Linked DNA regions of Homo sapiens: regions 2, 3 and 4 are each linked to region 1. Evidence: chromatin contacts called from ENCODE Hi-C or POLR2A ChIA-PET data. All regions are on one chromosome and are shown on one strand. The core of a region is the stretch at or near the end of the contact, and the rest is flanking DNA. Distances in the headings are between cores, read along the strand shown. Region 1 holds the start of ARL8A (ARF like GTPase 8A). Region 2 holds the start of TMEM183A (transmembrane protein 183A). Region 3 holds the start of KLHL12 (kelch like family member 12). Region 4 holds the start of RABIF (RAB interacting factor).

Region 1 (3,531 bases), core at 378-2,877:
CTTGCATGGTGAAAAGGTTGTGGGCTGGTATTCTTCCCCCTAATCCCACCGGCCCCCTTTATAAGGCTCTACCCTCATGACTTAATCACCTCCTAATACCATCACTTTAGGGATTAGGACTTCAACCTATGAATTTGGGGGGACACAAACATTCAGTCCATAGCCTTTATCTTAGGAGCTAGAGGAGGACTTATAAAGGGCAGAGGTTAGAAAGATGGTGCTTAATAAACCAGAATATTGGCCAGGCTCATGCCTGTAATCCCAGCACTTTGGGAGGCTGAGGCAGGCAGATGGCTTGAGCTCAGGGCTTCGAGACCAGCCTGGACAACATGGCAAAACCCCGTCTCTACCAAATATACAAAAATTAGGCTGGCATGGTGGCGCATGCCTGTAGTCCCAGCTACTCGGGAGGCTGAGGTAGAAGAATCACCTGAGCCCGAGGAGGTGGAGGCTGCAGTGAGTCGAGATCCCACCGCTGCACTCCAGCCTGGGCCACACAGTGAGACCCCATCAAAAAAAAAAAAAAAAACAATATTATGCTAGCCGAAACCTTGTGATTCTTCTACTTTGGTAACTGTTTGACTATTTGGGGTCATCTAACTCCAGTTGATTGGACAGATATGGTTGATATTGATAGTTTACCCACTTTTGACTAAAACAATAGACTACATATGACTACATTTGAAAACCAAACCCCAACGGGCAGCCAGCATAGGCTGGGGACTGCCCGAAGCCTGAGCCTACCCGGGACTGCCAGCTGAGGTTGTCAGCCTGCCTGAGCAGGTCCTATGGGTGGGTCTTGCAAGGAGAGGGGCAGGAGTAAGGCATCTTTGCAGGCACTCCAGACCCACTTCAAGAGGAGAACTATCACTTCTCCTCCTGAAGAATACTCTGCTTTTCACCAAAACAGGGCAACATTTTCCTTTGTCACAGACGTTCCTCACTGAAAACCCCCTGCCAGGACTGTATCTGTTTGGGTATCTTGGGGATGCTGGTAAAAATCCGGAGCAAGTTCAAGCGTCCGTTTCACTTGGGGCCAGAGGCTTCCTAACAAGTGGTCGGGGTAAATTGTGGTGAACAAAACAAGATGGAGTATTAAAAGACCCGAATACGGTTGTCCCTCTGCACTGGGTGCATTTTGAGAGGATGGGACTGTACCCAGGAATGCTCAGAGGCAAGGGTTCAGGGACAAAAAAGCCTCCATCTGCCTCCCTGTCGTAGAGATCTCATCTCCGTGTCCTGGGAAGTGGGTGACCCACTCTCCTTCAACCTGAAAAGGCTCCTGCTTAACCGGAACCTCACCCACCTCGAGCCCACCACCCTTTAAGAAAGGGGGTGCCAGTCAGGGCGCGGCAGTCGGGGACAGGGTCTAAAATAAATTAGACCCCATTTCCCAAGCGCCTCTCGACGCCAGCTGCCGGTCAACCCCCGCCGCTGAAGCCTGCGGATTCCCTGCTCACCCCACCTGCGGATTCCCTGCTCACCCCACCTGCGGGTGCGGCCCCTGGCCCCCCGGCTCCAGCGAGGGAGGAGCGCGCGCTCGGGTGCGAGCAGGACACGGCCCGGCCGCGAGGGAGGGCGGCGGCGGCGGCGGAGGAGGAGGGCGCGGAAGCCACACCCATCGGCGAGCCGATTCCGGGGCAGCGAGTCGTCGGCAGCCGCGCTCGAGCCTCCGCCCGCACCGAGCCGCGGGACCCGGGCCGTACCGGGGAGGGGCCGCTCCGGGCCGCAGCGCGAGGGCAGCGAGGGGCGGCGGGGACCTGGCACCGGGCGGGGCCGGCGGCAGCGACCATGATCGCTTTGTTCAACAAGCTGCTGGACTGGTTCAAGGCCCTATTCTGGAAGGAGGAGATGGAGCTCACGCTGGTCGGGCTTCAGTACTCGGGCAAGACCACCTTCGTCAACGTGATCGCGGTACGAGGGCGTCGGGCGCGGGGTCCCCGGGCGCGGGCCGCGGGTCGGGCCTGTCCCCGCCCGCGCCGCGCCCTGCTGAGCCGGGGTCGCCGCCTGGCATAGCCGGGCACGGCCGGGCGCCGGGCGGGGGAGGAGCCGGCCCCGAGCGCTTGGGGCCTAGTACGGCCCGTGCCGTGGGGGACCGGGGCGGCGCGCGACCCGCTCTCTCACCCGGGCCGGTACTGCACGGCTGGGGGCAGGGGAAGGGGGACGAACAGACAGGGCCGGTGCCACGGGGCAGGCGGCACCGAGGGGCTCTCGAAGCAGGAGGGACCCGCTGCCGGCTGAGACGGGCCCCCTCTGGCCCCCGCGCAAGGGGGCATGACGGGGCGAAAGTGCACGGGCCTTCCTGTCCCGCGGGTAGAGGGTCACGGGACGGGGCGGCCGAGAGGCTTGAGGAGGGGGTTTGGGCAAGCCCAGCCCCACCCAGAGGGCTTAACCCCTCCTTGCCGGAAGAGGAAGCCCCGGCCCTATTGAGGGGGAGGGGAGGTATCCCCCGGGGTAGAGGAGTCAGCTGAGGCCCTTGGCTCAAGCCCAGACTCCTCCCCAACTTCTCCCCGACCCGCAGTGTCTAGCCGGGGGTCCAGGGAGGATCGCATGGTAACGGGAGTTTGGAGACTCCGTCTGGCTCAGAAGTTTGCAGGAGCAGGTGCTCCCGACAAGAGAGGATGAGGTGTAGGGGCACGGCCCACTGGGGCCTTGGGAGAGTGGCTCTAAGGGCTTTGGGTCGTCAACACTGAAGTGGGTGATTGTAAGTCTTTCAGCGCCAGGGGAGTGGTGGGGAAGGAGTTAAAATCTCTCTCAAAAAAGGGGAAGATGAGCTCCATGGGTGTGAGCTGAGGCTGCCGTAATGGCTGCGGCCTGCCTGTCAGAGCCAGGCTAGACAGGGCTTGTGGGTCGAGGAAGCATGGGACAGGGGCTGGGGTTGTCCAGGGACCTGGCCCCAGTCCCAAAGCTGAGGTTTCCCACAACTGTGAGTTGGCCAGATAGTAACCAAAGATACTGATGAGATAGGTCAGCAGAGGAATGTATCCAGCCGGCCTAGGTACCTCTACCTGTCCGTGTTGTTGCCCCACCTTGCAGAAGATGGGCCTCCTCGACAGTTCTCAGCGTCCTAGAAGGCAGGGGACGTCACTTCATTGGACCTGAGGCATGAAGGCAGATGGAAAGCTCGAGGGGCGGGCATCCTGTGGTTACACAATTGAACACTGGCTTCCTTTCCCAAACATGCTCTGCAAATGACCTCTGCCCTTTCTCGACCCAGTGTCTCCTGTCTCCTGACCTGACAGGGCAGGATCTTCAGGCCAATGCTGCGGTTTTGGCACAGTAATTTTCGGAGCTAACACCCCTGGGCTCTGTCTGCCTAGGCTCTGCCCTTGGGGTCAGAGACCCTCTGGTTAAACTTGGCATTGACTTAGGCTCTTGGATTCCCAGAGCAGGCACATAACACCTGGACTCTGACCTGACTCTGCAGGCCTAGGTGGCTTGGGTTCTAGGCGTTTAGGTCTGAGAAATGCAGCTGGGCCTAGGTATCTCCTCGTTCCCCAGGGTGTTACTATAGCTGTGCTCTGGGACAGG
Region 2 (3,531 bases), core at 719-3,218, 860 kb before region 1:
ATATAAAAAAATCACCTACTTTTCTATTTCCCACAATACTTATTAGACATAAAGCAGACATTACTAATTGCAGAGCACTTAAAAGCCCACGATAATGTCTATGTTTGTGTGTAACAAAACTAGTTAACGTAAAATCCACATACTTTGGAAAACATTTTTTGGTTACATCTCTGCTTCCTTACACATTCAGAAATCCAGAAATGCAAAGGCCTTTTATTTTCACATTGCCTTATGGGTTTTTACCTGATAATAACATGTTCTCAATGAAGGGCTACTAGAGTCCAGTTCACAGCTCCAGAACTCTACTAACACGTACTAATCTCTTTCCCTCTCGAATTCAGACAAAAGAAAAAAGAAAGCCCAGGTGTATTAAATCCCGGCCCACTACCAAGGTTCTTAGGGAGAGCCAAGTTTTCTTTAAACTCTCCTGGTATCACGTCTTATATCTCCTCCTGTGCTACTGGGAAAGTAACATCTTCAATTTGTCACCACAGGCAGGTCTAATAAACCAAAAGAGAACAAGCTCCATACCTTTGTGTCTCTTGCTTTTCTTTTTTCTGGAGACAGTTCTCTCATGGATGCTTTCCTCCTGGGCATCCATCTCATCACTGCTGTCGATGATGTCACAGGGCTCACCAGCCCCAGAAAGAGCTTCCTCTGCAGGAACCTGAGAGGCTTCCAAGCCACAAAGAGATTTTACTAGAAGAAAATAAAAGGAGAATGAGATGGCACACAGCTCCACCCAGAAATACAAACAACTTAGCCAAGGTATCAGCATCCATTCAGGAAAGGGGGGAAAAAAAACATCGTTGAGAGAGAAAGGTGAGAATCTGTCACCAAAAAAAATAAAGATTTTAGTATTTTAAATACAAAAAAAAAAAAAAAAAAGGAAAGCAATGGGCAAACTGACTCCAAAGTTGCAGAAACTCCTTTTTTCAGCCCTGAAGAAAAAAGGTGTGTACAATTTTTCCACTATAAACCCTGCAGGATAAAAGCTGATTTGTATTCTCATAAGGTCTACAGAGAAATGTTTGAGACAAATTGAATCCAATTTAATCCTGGTCCTGAGCTGGAGGCAGTAGGTGTCATAAAACACAAGTCTCAGACCCATGAGTAAACAGACTGAAAGCAAGAGAAACACCAGAAAAGGAAAAGAACACTCCAAGGTTATTAAACAAGGAAGCAAACTGCAGAGTAAAACATGTGAACTACAGCAAAGAGATTAATAACCAAGAAGAATGCAGTGGAAACTAAAAAGTATGCAAACATGTTTTTAAATGCAAAGAAAGAAAGAAAATATTTCTGCTACAGAAACTGCTACTCTTGACTAATCCTCCTCCACCCCAATATGTAAGTTAACACTAACGAAAGCAAACACGGTTACAGGAAGACGACTAAAGGACTGCAAGAAAAACAGAAATAAAATACCTAGTTCTGTCTTCGCGGCATGAGTCTTTAAAGGCTCGCGCAAAGCTTACCTTCCTGCTGAACAGCGTTGGCTACGGCTTTCTTGACTCGTCCAGACCTCACGACCGCCGGATCCGAGTTGGCGTAATCCGCCACGGTCACTGCAACACAGCACCAACCCTCAAGGAAGAGGCCTTCTCTCGTCAGCGTCTTCCCCGCCAACACCTCCTCCTCGCTGCAGGCCCCCGGACCGAGCCGCCCTCCAGCCGCGGGCACGCGAGCGCTCACCTCGGCACGGTCCAGCCCCCTCCCAGCCGCCAGCCCCCAAAATGTTTCAGCGCCCCTGCCCCCCTCGCCCACCTCGGCCGGAGCAGGCGTCGTGGGCCCGGAACTTGAGTCGCTTTCCTCTCTTGGGCATGGCGACCGTATCGGGGCGAGGCCTGCCTAGCGGGCCGGGCCCCCGGGCCATGTCTCCGGCCGGAGAGCCGGCCCCGGGAGCCGCAAGCCAGCTCCGCCCGGCTCCGCGGCCATCCCACACCGGAGGCCGCTAACTCTCGCGAGAACATAGGTCCGGGTTCCGAGTCGCGTTGTCGGACGACGCCTCTCCACGCGAACCAATCATCGCCAGGTGCAAGGATACGTCATCATCCGGCACCCGCGAATCAAGCTGGGTCCGGGTTCCAGGTGGAGAGAGAGCTGTTGTACTGGGTGGTGTCGCGTATCGCCGTACCTCGTGTGAGATGAATGGTGTCTCAGAACCATAGCCCACACCTGTGTTGATTAGAATTGAGAGTTTACATCCTGGTCTCCGGGATTCTTCTTAGTAACTCCTCTGTCCACACTCCAGGTCCACTTCAGCACCAAAATGCATATACACTGTCATCTTCGTGCTCTATCTCGGACCACAGAGACTGAGCGCCTGCTAGTCTAACATAGGTCTGTAAGAGTCTTCACTCTATTTTACGAAAGCTATAAATAAATTTCTGAATTCTCAAAATAGGAGAAGGAGTTCTTAAAAGCTTCCAATCGGCCGGGCGCGGTGGCTCACGCCCCTAATCCCAGTACTTTGGAAGGCCGAGGCGGGCGGATCACGAGGTCAGGAGATCGAGACCATCCTGGCTAACACGGTGAAACCCCGTCTCTACTAAAAATACAAAATATTAGCCGGGCGTGGTGGCGGGCGCCTGTAGTCCCAGCTACTCGGGAGGCTGAGGCGGAAGAATGGCATGAACCCGGGAGGCGGAGCTTGCAGTGAGCTGAGATCGGGTCACTGCACTCCAGCCTGGGCGACAGAGCAAGACTCCGTCTCAAAAAAAAAAAAGTTTCCAATCTATCACCATATAAGGTTAGCCGAGAGAAAGGACGAAAGAGAGACCCAAGGTCAGCCGAGGAAGTTTATTAACCTGACGGCTGCTCCACCACAGACAGAGGAGGCACCCCTGAGCTTACAAAATGAGGGGTTTATATGGGGGAGAGAGACCCTGGGGTTGTTTGCTGGTTAATTTTGCCACATATTAGCTTGTGACGTTTATTACAGGAGGGTGTAGGTAAAGTTTGTTTATGCTTCCCATCACCTTCCCCTGTGCGGTCCGGATGATTTGTAATTGGGGTTTGTTTATTGCAGCAAGGTCTGATAAGTGAAGTCTGCTGGCTTCATAAGGACTTAGAAGTGTAAAGAGGCTTGGGGGAAGGAGAAGAGTTGCAGAGCATTAGGGGGAGGAGTGAGCAGCACGGAGAGGTTTGGGGGAAGTGTCGGCAGTACCAAGAAGCTTTTTGGGGCAGTTTGTTCCTAACACACCATACCTCCAAAAAACTACTAGAAGCATCCATGAAAAACTATCGCAGAGGCAGGAAGGTCACTTGAGTCCAGGAGGTCAAGGCTGCAGTGGGCCATGATTGCGCCACTGCACTCCAGCCTGGGCTACAGAGCGATACCCTGCCTCAAAAAAAAAAAAAGGAGAAAAAGAAAAAATAACGTCTTTCCTTTGTATTGAGACAGAAGCGAGTCACTGAGTGAAGATTACAGAACTGTAAGGGAGCAGGACCCTGGGCTAGTATTATCAGGCCTCTGAGCCCAAGCCACGCCACCGCATCCCTGGTGACTTGCACGTGTACGCCCAGATG
Region 3 (3,531 bases), core at 440-2,939, 780 kb before region 1:
GGGAGGCGGAGGTTGCAGTGAGCTGAGATCGCGCCAGTGCACTCGAGCCTCGGCGACAGAGCAAGAGTCCGTCTCAAAAAAAAAAAAAAAAAAAAAAAAGAATCAAAGGGCTCACAGAGCATAATAGTATTACCAAACACAATTTGTCTAGACATTCAGATAAGCTGAACTAATTAAGCTTTTTGCCTTTTCAGTCACTAAGTGCACCAAAATAAATTAGAATTTCCTGAATCAATTAGAATTTCCTTAGAATCAATTCAGTGGTGATGACAGGGCCCATTATGATGCAGAGTATATACTGAGGTCTGTGGATCCTAAGGCTCAGAGGATTCTCGCCGCAGCGTTGTTCGGCCCGAAAAGGCCATTGTGGACAATGGACGTGAATAAATTTGAGGCCTCTGTGGGTTTTCTCGATGTCAAAAAGTTCCTCAGTACCTGGAAGGTAAAACATACTTGCTGCAATCAGATGCTTGGCATATTAAGCGTTGGAATTCTCTCTGCCTGCCCTGCCTAGTGAGCGGTAGGGAGGAACTCAGGCTCAGCCAATCGCCGAGCTGTAGATACATTCCCAGGCTCCCTGCCGGACCCCACAACATCCAGCCTTTTTTTTGTTTTTTCTTTTTTTTCTTTTTTCTTTTTTTTTTTTTTGAGACGGAGTCTTGCTCTGTCGCCCAGGCTGGAGTACAGTGGCGCGATCTCAGCTCACTGCAACCTCCGCCTCCCGGGTTCACGCCATTCTCCTGCCTCAGCTTCCCGAGTAGCTGGGACTACTGGCGCCCGCCACTACGCCCAGCCAATTTTTTTGTATTTTTAGTGGAGACGGGGTTTCACCGTGTTAGCCAGAATCGATCTCCTGACCTCGTGATCCACCCGTCTCGGCCTCCCAAAGTGCTGGGATTACAGGCGTGAGCCACCTCGCCTGGCCTTTTTTTTTTTTTTTTAAGAGACAGAGTCTCAGTCGGTCGCCCAGCCCGGAGTGCAATGGCGCGATCTCGGCTCAGCAACCTCCGCCTCCCAGGTTCTAGCGATTCTCCTGCATTAGCCTCCTGAGTAGTTGGGATTACAGGCGCGTGCCACAACGCCCGGCTAATTTTTTTGTATTTTCAGTAGAGATAGGGTTTCACCATGTTGGCCAGGCTGGTCTCGAACTCCTGACCTCAAGTAATACACCCGCCTCGGCCTCCCAAAGTGCCGGGATTACAGGCGTGAGCCACCACGCCTGGACATTTTTTTTTTTTTTTTTTTTTTACAGGGTCTCATTCTGTGGCCCAGGCTGGAGTGCAGTGGCGATCCTGGCTCACTGCAACCTCTGCTGCCTGGCTCAAGTGATCCTCCTGTCAGCCTCTCGAGTAGCTGGGACTACAGGCGCGGTGCGGGCTAATTTTTTTTTTTTTTTTTTTTTTGTAGAAACGGGGTTTTGCCGTGATCCCCAGGCGGGTCTGGAACTCCGGAGCTCAGGTAATTCGCTCGCCTCGGCCTGCCAAAGTGCCGGGATTATAGGCGTGAGCCACCATTCCCTGCCCACCCGACCTTTTTGTAATTCGGCTTCCTAGCAGCGTACAGAAGCCCCGCGCTAGGGTACAGACAGGTCACGTGACACCACCTCCTCACGTGACGCAGACTCTGGAGCGGGGGGAGGGCGGTGCTCCAGCTGCATTGCGTCATCACGTCGCGCGGCCGCAGGGGCCAGACCCGGACGGCTCCAGAGCCTCCAGAGCCTCCGGGTCTGGGCGGCGCTTCGGCTCCTCCCGAGCCGCCTGCTAGCCCCGCGCCGCACTCCATCCCCACAGGCTGGGGACGGGCCCGGTGCGGCTGTGTGGGTTCGGGAGCGGAGGTGAGTTGCGCGGAAGTGATGGCAGTCAGCCCTTCCCTTCCTGTCCGTCAACTCCGGGTTATGGCCCTACCCCCCATCCTTGGTCTCCCTGCAAGGCGGAATGGGAGACATGCCCAACAGAGGAGGAAGGCTGGCAGTGGGGTGGGGCATCTGGCCTCGGTCACCCTCTCAACTCTCCCCCTGAACTGCCCCTCTCCGATACCTCCACCTGGCGGTGGCGGCCATATGCCTGGTGGTATTAGGAGGAAGGACTTCGTTTCCTTCTCTAGAATTTAGTCTTTCCCGAGTTTACTACCCATTCCCTGCCCCGAATCTCCCGAAGTGGAATCCCTCCATTCAGATGTTAACGAAAGTTCTAGAAAATAGGTCACTTCAGAAGGGTGAGGATGAAGGATATGCTGAGACTTGGAGTGTTGAGGCAGGAATCCCCTAGAAGGAAGACCACTCTGCACCGGGGTACTGTCATTTTGACACGGAAACGATAAAAGACCCCCCGGGCTGTCTTCATAGTAAATGGACATTTGTTCTAGACCTTTTTACACCCCTAGAGTTGCAACTAAGTTGACTTAAGTCTTTTTGAAAAACATATGCTTTGATGAATCACCCGCTTTTCTGTAAAATGGGTCTTGCAGAGTTGTTGGAGGAATTATCTATAGTGCTTATAGAGTAAAATGCCAACTACAAACAGAAGTAGATGAGAATTTAGGATCTCATTTTTCCTGTTGAAAGATTAATTGTGACTTGTGGACTTTTGGAGACCACAGTTTGATTTCCTTCCCCCCGGATCATTTCAGAAAGTTTTGGATTCCAATATCGATTCTTTAACAGTAATGGACATTCACAGATGTAGAGTAGGAATACCCTCTTGTTGAAGAGCTTCAATATCTTAAGCAAGTGTAAGTCCATCGATAACTTGCGTGGTTTCCATTATTCAGTGTAGGTAATGGGTCCTCAATTGAAGTTTCTTTTTTTTTTTTTTTTTTTGAGACAGAGTCTCGCTCTGTTGCCCAGGCTGGAGTGCAGTGGTGTGATCTCGGCTCACTGCAACCTCCACCTCCTGGGTTCAAGTGATTCTCGGGCCTCAGCCTTCTTGGTAGCTAGGATTATAGGCGCGCATCACCACGCCTGGCTATTTTTTGTATTTTTAGTAGAGACTAGGTTTCACCATGTTGGCCAGGCTGCTCTCAAACTCCTGACCTCAACTGATCACCCACCTCAGCCTCCTAAAGTGCTGGGATTACAGGAGTGAGCTGTTGGGCCCGGCCTGAAGTTTCATTTTAAGAAGAAATCCAGATATGTTTGGAAGTCATCAGACATATCATTTGGATACTTCTTTAGAAAAAAGTTTATTTTTACTGAGTGGCCTTTCTTGCTCTAAGTTGAAGTTGAATACACACTTTTTCTTACATTAAATTCTAAACATTTATTGTGCAACTTCTAGGATAGAAAGCATACATATAAAGCAGGATCCTCTTTTTATGTATGCTCTAAATACTTATCTACTTAAGGACATTAAATAGTAATAATATAACACCTTTAAGAAATTTTATATTTTCGGTTTATCATTTGAGACAAGAACCTTGTCAAGATTTACAAGACATATATTGTTTATCTCTACTTACATTTCAGCATTGATCATATTAAATGTCAAGTGGTAGGGACACTCCGTGATAGAGGAATTCAGAGGAAGAAGAGAG
Region 4 (3,531 bases), core at 495-2,994, 740 kb before region 1:
CGCTTGGAGTTACTTGAAAAAGGAATACAGAAAAGATCTTGAATTCACTTAGCACGCGCTTGAATTTCAGGGTTTCAGTCACACCAGTCCTTTTTTCCATTTGCTTTGAATTGTGGCATGTGATATAAACAGCTATGCGGAAGGCCTGCAAAACTGAAACAGTCCTGATGCTTCCAGAGCAAAAGGAAGGAGGAGCCACATGAGGAAGTTATTTTCCTTAAAAGATGCCTACCAACTTTGGCAGATGGATTGTGCATGCTAATTAAACCAAAGCCTATAAAACGTGACTTTTCCTATCTCAGGAAGAGATCCAGGGGAGGGTGAAGGACTGATGGCTCCTATGCTGTCTTCAGTGCTGACTAATGAGTTTCAGACCAACTTCACAAATAGTTCATACACTGAAGCCACAATGGTATGTTCTACAGAAAAATCAACACGTAAAACAGCTCCTTTTTCACTCTTCACAATCGTACACACTTTCATGTGCTCACATACATACACAGAGATACCCCTAATTTGGTGGTTCATCTTATTTTTTTAAGCTCCCATAACTGGCAACCAGCTACTTAGTTATCTAACCTGGGAAAACCAGCAGTTGCTTTGTGTCACCCCCATCACAATACAGACATCCAGCTAGTTTCTAAGTTCTGTACAATTTTAATTGTTTCAAGTCCATTCCCATATCTTTGTTCCCTCTGCTAGCTTCAGGGCCTTTCTGAGCTAGACTGATGAGGTAATAGCTACCTGATACCTTACCTCTACTCTTTTTCCTCTCTTCAATCTAGCCCCTCTATTTATTCATAGGTTATCTTTCTGAAGCACAGATAGGATCATTACAGTGCTTAACATACAGCAGACAGTAAATATCGAACAGTTATTTCTGGCCTAAAATTCCACAGATTCCCATTGTTCATGTTATTAATGTTAAATTCCTTAGCATGACATTAAAGCCATGGAGCTCTGGGCCCACTCTGCCTTACCTACCTCTACTACCACTTCTCCCCACGTGTAATGTGGGTCAGCCACAGTGGTCTACTAACCATTCCTAAATTTGTTCTCACCCTTGTTCATATATAATACTGTTCTGTCTGAAATAATCTTGCTTTCCTGACAATCCTAGTTAATTAAGAGCAGTGGCTTTAGAGTTGTGCTGCAACCTTTCTGATCTTTACCTTTCTCATTTTGTGCACAAGCGTGCCGACCCCGTAAGGAAACTGATGATTTAGTAAGTTTCTAAAGGCGCTTTGACACATTTTGCCGCATAGTAAATGGTCACAATGAGTAGAAGAGACCAGCAATTAAAGTTTCCACGCATCTTTTTCCAATACCGAAAAGATACATGCCCCTCTAAGTAGTTTCCTATAGAAGAAGCTAATGTGGCTAAAACTTGATGGGAAGTCCGACCCAGATTCCCTTCATATTGCCCCCAATAATGTCCCCATTTATTCAGGAGACTAAATTCAGATCCCAGAAAACTAAACAGTAAGGTCAACCTAATGATTTGTCTAGGTTTTAAGTGAAGCCCAGTGGCCAGGTGGGTATGGAGATGTGTCACTGGTGCCAAGAAGTGTCCCTGTCACAAAGCCTGCCGACACCTAGCCACTTAGGTTAGGCAATGAATGAAGGCGCTTGCGCAGTAGAGTCCAGAGCGGGGAAGCGGGCGCCTGCGCAGAGACATAGTGACCGTCCGCTCGCCGCCCCGCCTCTGCCAAGCCGCGCCAGCGCAGTGAATAACGAGCCAGCAGAGACAGCGTCTGCGCAGCCGTGGCTGAGGAGCCTGTGGCGGCAGCGGCGATGGAACCAGCGGAGCAGCCGAGCGAGTTAGTGTCAGCCGAGGGCCGAAACCGGAAGGCGGTGCTGTGCCAGCGTTGCGGCTCCCGGGTGCTGCAGCCAGGGACCGCTCTCTTCTCTCGCCGACAGGTAGGGAGGCAGGTTGGAGGCCGTTTACACCCACAGTCTCCCCCGACGAGCCGCCGCAGTCAGAATCTGAACCCCGGCTCTTCAATTTCCGGCAACCGCGCCCTCCTCGCGCGGCCTTAAGCCCCGCCCCTCGGGCCTCAGCTCGGCGAGGCTCCGCCCCTGGGGCCGCTGAAGGCTAGGGAGGGAACCGGGTCCCGCCCCGGCATCTTTTGCCGCGGGAACCCTTCCCTGGGCCACCCGGCCCAGCCAGCCCGGCCCTCTGCCCCCGGGGGGGCTTCGAGCGCGGGCCGTGCGCCCCGCCGCCGTCCAAGGCCGGTGCTCCGCGGGCGCGTGGAAGGGAGGCGCCCCATTCCGGCTCTCGGAGCTCCCGCCAGCTTGCAGGACCCGGCAGGTGCCTCTCGGCCGCCGCTCACCGCGGGTGTTGCTGGGTTCCTTTCCCACTTTAGACCTCACCCGCCAGTCCTGAATTCACCGTCTCATTTATGACGGGCACCTATCTGCTCCACAGAGGATCCCCAGGAACAACTGGTGTTGGGGACGCGGCAAAATAACCCTGGTAACCTACCCACTTTACCGAGGCACTGGAAGCCTGTGGTTTTCCAGATGAATCATATTTCAAGTGCAGTAGATCCCTGACGTCCTGGAAGTAAATTTCGAAGAAAAACTTTTTTTTTCCCTTCAGTTTAGGGATTTTAATACCCTTCCTACCACCATCATCGCAAGTGAGAAAGTTGAAAAAAAAATTTATTTCGGTAAACTGTGTTGAAGTGCAAATATAATGTCATTTCAACCATAGACACATCCTATCATTCAAAATTATTTCTAAAAATATGCAGATCATTTTATTATTTCACGTGCTTGAACAGATGGTGAAGTGTAATGTCTAGTAGAAGAGCAAGAGGTACCCATTCGTCCAAAACAGCCTTTCATCAAAGGAGGAAAAAAGGGAATCTGTGTCTGTTGTTTTGTAGGTATTTTGATGACTTTTGATCTAGAGATTGGTGGAGGTCCCGGGGTTCTTTTAAGACTTCAAGGTTTAGGAGTAGAGTTCTCAATTAATTTTACGAAGTTAGTGGCATTATGGAGTCAGTGGAAAGAACATGGATCTTGGAATTGAAACATACATGGAATTGAGTCCTGACTATCATTCATTAACATTAAAACAGTTAGGCTGGGCGCGGTGGCTCATGCCTGTAATCCCAGCACTTTGGGAGGCCGAGGCGGGCGGAACACCTGAGGTCAGGAGTGTGAGACCAGCCTGGCCAACATGGCAAAACCCCATCTCTACTAAAAAAAAAAATACAAAAATTAGTTGGGGGTGGTGGCACAAGCCTGTAATCCCAGCTACTCGGGAGGCTGAGGCAGGAGAATCGCTTGAACCTGGGAAGCCGAGGTTGTAGTGAGCGGAGATTGAGTCACTGCACTCCAGTGTGGGCAACAGAACGAGACACCATCTCAAAAAAAAAAAAAAAAAGTTATTTAACCTCCATGAGATGCAGGTTGCTATTGTGTAAAACAGGGGTGTCCAGTCTTTTGGCTTCCCTGGGCCATATTGGAAGACTTGTCTTGGGCCACACAAAATACACTAATGATAGCTGATGAGCTTAAAAA

The links. A loop is a pair of places that touch in the nucleus more often than their neighbours do. ChIA-PET counts read pairs that join two places held with the same protein, here RNA polymerase II (POLR2A). Pooled maps may share reads with other maps.
Region 2: a loop to region 1 is called in a pooled map, with 6 times the contacts of the local background. The contact joins the promoter of TMEM183A here to the promoter of ARL8A in region 1. A Hi-C loop is called at or near these places in 5 of 50 pooled maps. POLR2A ChIA-PET finds 5 or more read pairs at or near these places in 3 of 52 experiments (GM10248, HepG2 and activated naive CD4-positive, alpha-beta T cell).
Region 3: a loop to region 1 is called in a pooled map, with 3 times the contacts of the local background. The contact joins the promoter of KLHL12 here to the promoter of ARL8A in region 1. A Hi-C loop is called at or near these places in 1 of 50 pooled maps. POLR2A ChIA-PET finds 5 or more read pairs at or near these places in 6 of 52 experiments (AG04450, B cell, GM12878 and 2 more).
Region 4: a loop to region 1 is called in a map of CD8-positive, alpha-beta T cell, with 6 times the contacts of the local background. The contact joins the promoter of RABIF here to the promoter of ARL8A in region 1. A Hi-C loop is called at or near these places in 3 of 168 maps with a recorded cell type or tissue (CD4-positive, alpha-beta T cell, CD8-positive, alpha-beta T cell and naive thymus-derived CD4-positive, alpha-beta T cell) and 5 of 50 pooled maps.

The regions. Positions count from the first base shown.
Region 1 is chr1:202,142,833-202,146,363 of GRCh38, reverse strand. ARL8A (ARF like GTPase 8A) reads left to right here and starts at 1,627. Exons shown (of 7, transcript NM_138795.4): 1 at 1,627-1,914. The coding sequence starts at 1,792. RefSeq lists silencers at 1,427-2,136, 2,637-2,686.
Region 2 is chr1:203,005,811-203,009,341 of GRCh38, reverse strand. It overlaps TMEM183A (transmembrane protein 183A), which reads right to left and starts at 1,968. Exons shown (of 8, transcript NM_138391.6): 1 at 1,768-1,968; 2 at 1,479-1,568; 3 at 532-699. The coding sequence starts at 1,876. It also overlaps the pseudogene MGAT4FP. RefSeq lists enhancers at 1,069-1,841, 1,842-2,616, 2,620-2,749, 3,391-3,531, a silencer at 1,660-1,909 and a cis regulatory region at 3,290-3,531.
Region 3 is chr1:202,925,392-202,928,922 of GRCh38, reverse strand. KLHL12 (kelch like family member 12) reads left to right here and starts at 1,689. Exons shown (of 12, transcript NM_021633.4): 1 at 1,689-1,834. RefSeq lists enhancers at 1-420, 1,497-1,546.
Region 4 is chr1:202,887,362-202,890,892 of GRCh38, reverse strand. It overlaps RABIF (RAB interacting factor), which reads left to right and starts at 1,744. Exons shown (of 2, transcript NM_002871.5): 1 at 1,744-1,920. The coding sequence starts at 1,795. RefSeq lists an enhancer at 1,709-1,978 and a silencer at 2,049-2,338.